Linked DNA regions of Mus musculus: region 2 is linked to region 1. Evidence: chromatin loops called from intact Hi-C (ENCODE). Cell type or tissue: left cerebral cortex. All regions are shown on one strand. Each heading gives the region's core, and the rest is flanking DNA. Links, peaks and the distances in the headings are about the cores only.

Region 1 (2,923 bases), core at 146-2,645:
AGGAATTTACTCATGATAGTAAGACTTGCAATATATCTTTTGGACCCCAGAGGGTCAGTTATATGTTGAGTCCAGGAATTGTGGGTTGCGAGAATTCCATACACACACACACACACACACACACACACACACACACATATATACACTCCTATTTTATTCAAGTATCACCAAAAATATATAATTTATAATAAATATATAATTTTAATACATAATATATATATACAAAATATATAATTTTCAGAAACATTGAGAGTAATATGTGAGAAAATATTTGTTAATGTGACCCAGCCCAGTTAGTGCATTAAATTAACTGTTGTTATAGCTTGTGTCATATTTTGGTAGGTGGTTGGGAACAGGACTCATCTTATTCGTACAACATTAGTCCTTGGGGATAACCACTGAGCAATCCTCATTCACCCTCTGAGTGATCCACACTCACCAACTGAGTGATCCACCATCACCCTCTGAGCTACCCACACTCACCCTCTGAGTGATCCACCATCTCTCTCTCTCCTTGGTTGTCCTTCCCTAGCTGATGCAGTGAGTGGGTTCATGCCCCACCCCCACCAGCTGTAAACATCAGTCTAATCAGCTGCTGCATCTGCCTAGTGTGTAGTAGAATCCCAGAAGACCTCTCTGACTTCATCTACTCACACATGTAGCATAAAGCAGTGTCACTTCCTGATGCCCGATGGACCACCAACCTTGCCTTTCTGGCTTTGAAACTCTTTCTTGTCTACTAAACTCCCCCCCCCTTCCAATATCTGGATAACTTGTTCACAGTTTTGTCTACATTTCTTGCTGTCACAAGTGTTCACACCTTTTGTGTTTCAAAGTTATAGATATAAACAGGGTTATTGTTCTTTGGTGTCCTTAAAAAAATCTTGCCCCTTCTCTTGTAGAACTAGTACAACTAAAAAGAAAGAACACATAGGTTTTGCTTTTACTTCCTACATTAACTATATTGTTTTAACAGATGATGAACTGCCAAGAAATATTCTCTGAAGAACTGCTTGCTTTTGTAGCTCCTTACCCCCTGAAAAGATTCTGTCTCAGAACCGGAGAGATGGCTGAGCACTTAAGAGCACCCACTGCTCTTACAGAGGACATGGGTCTAGTTTTCAGCATCCACCATAGTGGGCAGCTTTCAACACTGTGAAACTACACTTTCCAGGTCTCTGACATGACATTTTGACCCCTGAGGGCACCTGCAGTCATACGGTGTACATACAGACAAACAGATGTGCATACATATCCACAAATAAAAAGAAATAAGATTAAAAGATCTTCTGACTTTTATCAAAGTCCAATTGAAGCCTGCTTTGTGCTTCCCCAAGCTCCATCCTCATGCCAGAGACCAAGTCTTCACTGCTAAGAGTTCACATTTTCCCCAGGGTACTTTCAAGTACAAATACAGACAGTTTTTTAGATGTCCACTAGATGTCACCATTGACCAGTGAACTCTGACTAACTTGCTTTAGCCTTGAAACAGGTGTTTATAATGATTTGATCCCTAAAATAGAAACTAGTTAGAAAGAAGTCTGTAGACAAAGGAATTAAGATGATTTTGAGTAGGAAGCAACAACTCTCTGCAGTGCAAGATAAGGCACACCCACACTGCCATTACCTTCTGTTCTACAAAACTCTCCTGAGGAAACAGGGGCTCTTGTCCTTTCTTCAGCAGGTAGACTACTGGAAGTTTCTAACCTCAGCTTTGCACTGAGAACATAAAGGTTACTGGGAAAATGTAGTGTGTGTGTGTGTGTGTGTGTGTGTGTGTGTGTGTGTATGCATACCTGCATGAACGTGTGCACTCACACACATGCATATGATGTGCATGTTTTGGGGGGTGTGCACATGTCATGCATACAGGTATATAAGGAGGCCAGAAGTTGATGTTAGGTGGAGATCCAAATTCAGGTCCTCTTGTTTGCATAGCAGGAAGTTTATTATTTGAGCCATTAATCAATTTCACTAGTCAAAAACTTCAGTTGGCCTTCAATTTTCTTACTTGTGAAATTAGTGTTTTAATTTAATAATCCCTTTCAATTTTAAATTGTATTATTTCTATGAAATTCCTGTATCAGATCATAACTTCTTTACAGTCTTTTCTGGAACCCATTTTGGAGTCCATTGACATACTATCCTCATTTTTTATGCATAAGTGAGGGAGACCGTACGAGCATTCCCTTCTCTTTTTTAATGTCTTTTTAAAAATTATATATTTTAGTTATTTACATTTTAAATGTTATCCCCTTTCCTGGTTTCCCCTCCAAAACCCCTTCTCCCCTTCCCCCTCCCTCTGCTCACCAACCCACCCCTGACATTCTCTTATACTAGAGCATAGAACCTTCACAGGACTAGGGGCCTCTCCTCCCATTGATGACCAACTAGACCATCCTCTGCTACATATGCAGCTAGAGCCATGATTTCCACCATGTATTTTCTTTGGTTGGTGGTTTAGTCCCAGGGAGCTCTGGGGGTACTTGTTAGTTCATATTGTTGTTCTTCCTATGGGGCAAGCATTCCCTTCTGTGACCATTGTTCTTTCTATACTGTAATTAATGGTAGCAATGTATAATGAACTAGGTAGTTTTGTTATGGATTTGTTTTAATTGTGACAAATTGGATTGGCCCACCTTTAAAGAATATTAATAATCTAGATGATCATAGAAATATAATATATACTAGTGTGTGTAAATGAACACTCAGAACCCTGCCTTGCCACACAAGAAAATCTCTTTTCTGTTGTCAAAATCACACCAAGATTGAAGCTTACTCCCTCAAATATTTTTCTTTTAACCAAAAGTTTTGTGCTTTACTTTCACTTTTCAGTTTCTTCATATTCTTAGTTCATGTCAAGGCCTCAGTAAGGGAAGGATAATTGATTAAGTCTCCCACCTCAACATTACACTTTTCTTGG
Region 2 (2,923 bases), core at 148-2,647, 200 kb after region 1:
CTGTAGACCAGGCTGGCCTCGAACTCAGAAATCCACCTGCCCCTGCCTCCCAAGTGCTGAAATTAGAGGTGTGCACCACCACCACCTCCTGGCTTCTAAGATGCCTTTCACTTTTATGGTATTTACTATCTAAATAGGGTTAGGGTTAGGGTTAGGGCTAGGTCCTTTGAAATATTAATCTTTAAAACCCTGTAGTATTTAAATTAATGCATGATGTTGCCAGTTTCAAAGATGATGAAATAAACATACAGGAAATAAGGGGAGATGAGAAGCTGGGCAATAGTCTTGGGCAGCTCAAATGGGCTCCAGAGCTGTTCTTTAGGCTGCAGTGACTTTGCTCACGTATATTAAAAACCTATCTTTTATAGTGGACAAAAATCTCTTGAATCAAAAGGAAGTGTTTTATTATTGTTATTATTATTATCATTGTCGTTGTTGTGTCATCACTTAGAATTTTATTTTCAGCTGTTTATACATTATTTGCTCCCATCTCATAACTGGACAATTCAGATATGTATGGAAGCATGGCCTTCTGGATGATTTTTCATTTTGTCTTTCTTAATAACTTTAAAAATTCTGAGTATCTTTCTGAAAATTCAAAGGCATTCTCCAGTTTGCTAGGAACCAACCCTATAGAAAGCCTTTTCTGATGCAGTTGTCGTACGCTTTCCCTTGGGAGAAAATGTGACCTTAGGTGCTTGGAGGACTTGTTTATCTTCACATTGTAAAGTCTTGTGGTCTGAACCAACAGTCAAAGTCACTGATTGTACTCTGACGACTCTACAGGCAGTGATCTCACCTGTGTCATTAATCACTCAAACCTGATTGTGTGTATTTGTGTTAAATACTCCTAGCACCTCTCTGGTAGCCACTTATTTTATTTACATGTTATGTATCAGAAACAAAGACAGAAAAGTGAGCAGTGTTATTAAATTTAAATTAATACATTTTACCAGCTGATTAGTATGGGAAACATGACTTTAGTGCATTGGGCTTGCTTCTGGACCTTTTTCTGTATCCAATATTAAACATTGCCAGCCTTCAATTTGTTATAAATTATTTCGTTTAGATTTGCTGAATAACATCTATGAAGGCACAAGAGAAGGCATGCATGAAAAAGCCTATATGGTATGGTAATGTCCGAAGATGATGGTGGAAAAGATGCTTCACTTGTGTATATTTCTTTAAAATGTTCTGCACAATGTTAGCCTGTTAGATCTACATGCATGTGCACTTTGAAATTTCACCACGGCAAGTAATTCACCACGGCAAGTAAGAAATTCATTATGATTATAAGGAAATGCCATAATTAAAAAATTTACAATTTAACTTTCAGTAGAGGAAGAAACAATATATTCTCTCTCTCTCTCTCTCTCTCTCTCTCTCTCTCTCTCTCTCTCTCTCTCTCTCTCTCTCTCTCTCTCTCTCTCTGTCGTTCAAAAACCTGAAGAAAATTAAGTATAAAAAAACCCAACAAGGTCAGGCTTCAGATGAACGCTAGCTGCTGCTGTAGGAAGAGAATGTCAAGTGAATATCTGGCAGGAAGCCCAGACACCCGAGGTTGACACTTAGCATTATTTCATAACAAGTCTAAAATGCTGACACGGACGGGAGCCACCCACGGGTGCTGAGGATCCGTACCGGCAGCCCACAGTGCTTCTATGATCACTTGCACCACAGCAGGGTGAGACATGAAAAGGTGACAAGAAAGGACAGAAAGAAAACCAGATGTCTCAGTTTGCTTCTTGTCACCTCCAGCTTCTGGGTTTTTTGTTTTGTTTTGTTTTGTTTTGTTTTTGTTTTTGTTTTTGTTTTGTTTTTGTTTTTTTTTTTTTTTTTTTGTCCTGCCATTTGTCTGTAAACAATTTTACAATTGGTTTTCTGAGTCAGTACTTTCATTCCTTGTTCATGATTTCAAAACTTCCTTTGCTTTCTCTTCAGACAAGGTGACACACTACATTCAAATAGAGACCATGTTCTCTGTTACCCCTTATTAACTTCAGATTCAGTTTCCATTGAGCTACCAGATGGTTTTAGTTTCTTTCCCCCTACGTGTTTTATTCCACTTTGATAAACTACATCTTCTAAACTTAGTTGTTTTGAGTCCTGTTTCTTTTTTTTTTTCTTTAATTACTTTATTTATTCTTTATTTATTTACATTCAAGTCATTGTCCTCCTTCCAGTCCCCCGCTGCTGCAGTTCCTCAACCCATTCCTCCTCCCCCTCTTCCCAGTGTTGCTCCCCCTACCGGGCCTCTGTGTTCCCTGGAGCCTCAACTCTCTTGAGGATTAAGAGCATCTTCTACCACTGAGGCCAGACCAGGTAGACCTTTGCTACGTATGTGCCAGGGGCCTTGGCCCAGTCCCTTTGCTCCTGGGTGATGGGCTCAGTCTCTGAGTACTCCCTGGGGTCTGGGTTAGTTAAGAGTGCTGGTCATCCTGTGGGGTTGCTCTCTCCTTCAGATTCTTCAATCATTCGTCTAATTCAACCATAAGCCCCACCCCCACCCCAATTCTGTCCAATGGTTGAGTGTAAATATCTGCCTCTGTTTCAGTCAGCTGCTGGTAGGGCCTCTCAGAGTACAGCCTTGTCAGGCTCCCATGTATAAGCACACCATAGCATCAGTAATAGTGTCAGGCCTTGGTGCCCCCCCCCCCCTCCATTGATTCCCAATTTGGGCTGGTCATGAACAGCCTTTCGCTCAGTCTCCATTTTTGTTCCTGCAGTCATTTTAGACAAGAACGTTTCTGGGTCAGAAATTTTGGCTGTGGGTTAGTAACCCAGTCCCTCCACTTGAGGCCCTATCTATCTATTGGGGGTGGACTCTTCGAGTCCCCTCTCCCCAGTGTTGGGCATTTTGGCTAAGGTCACCCTCATTAAGTCCTGAGAACCTCTCAAATCCCCGGTCTCTGATATGTTCTAT

Evidence for each region. Peaks named below come from ENCODE experiments on the same cell type or tissue, not always from the same donor. Only the 100,000 strongest peaks of a DNase experiment are listed, where the experiment ranks them.
Region 2: it touches region 1 in a loop (4-fold over the local background); 4 of 42 quality-filtered maps call a loop at or near these places.

What each region holds. Positions count from the first base shown.
Region 1 is chr1:149,757,190-149,760,112 of GRCm38, reverse strand. No RefSeq gene overlaps it. Among named protein-coding and RNA genes, the nearest start is that of Gm23535, 51 kb to the right of the region's middle. In left cerebral cortex, for the core only: a CTCF peak has its summit at 1,434 (motif pointing right); a DNase peak (open chromatin) is centred at 1,451.
Region 2 is chr1:149,555,249-149,558,171 of GRCm38, reverse strand. No RefSeq gene overlaps it. Among named protein-coding and RNA genes, the nearest start is that of Gm29398, 110 kb to the right of the region's middle. In left cerebral cortex, for the core only: no CTCF peak of the experiment used is centred there; a DNase peak (open chromatin) is centred at 1,586.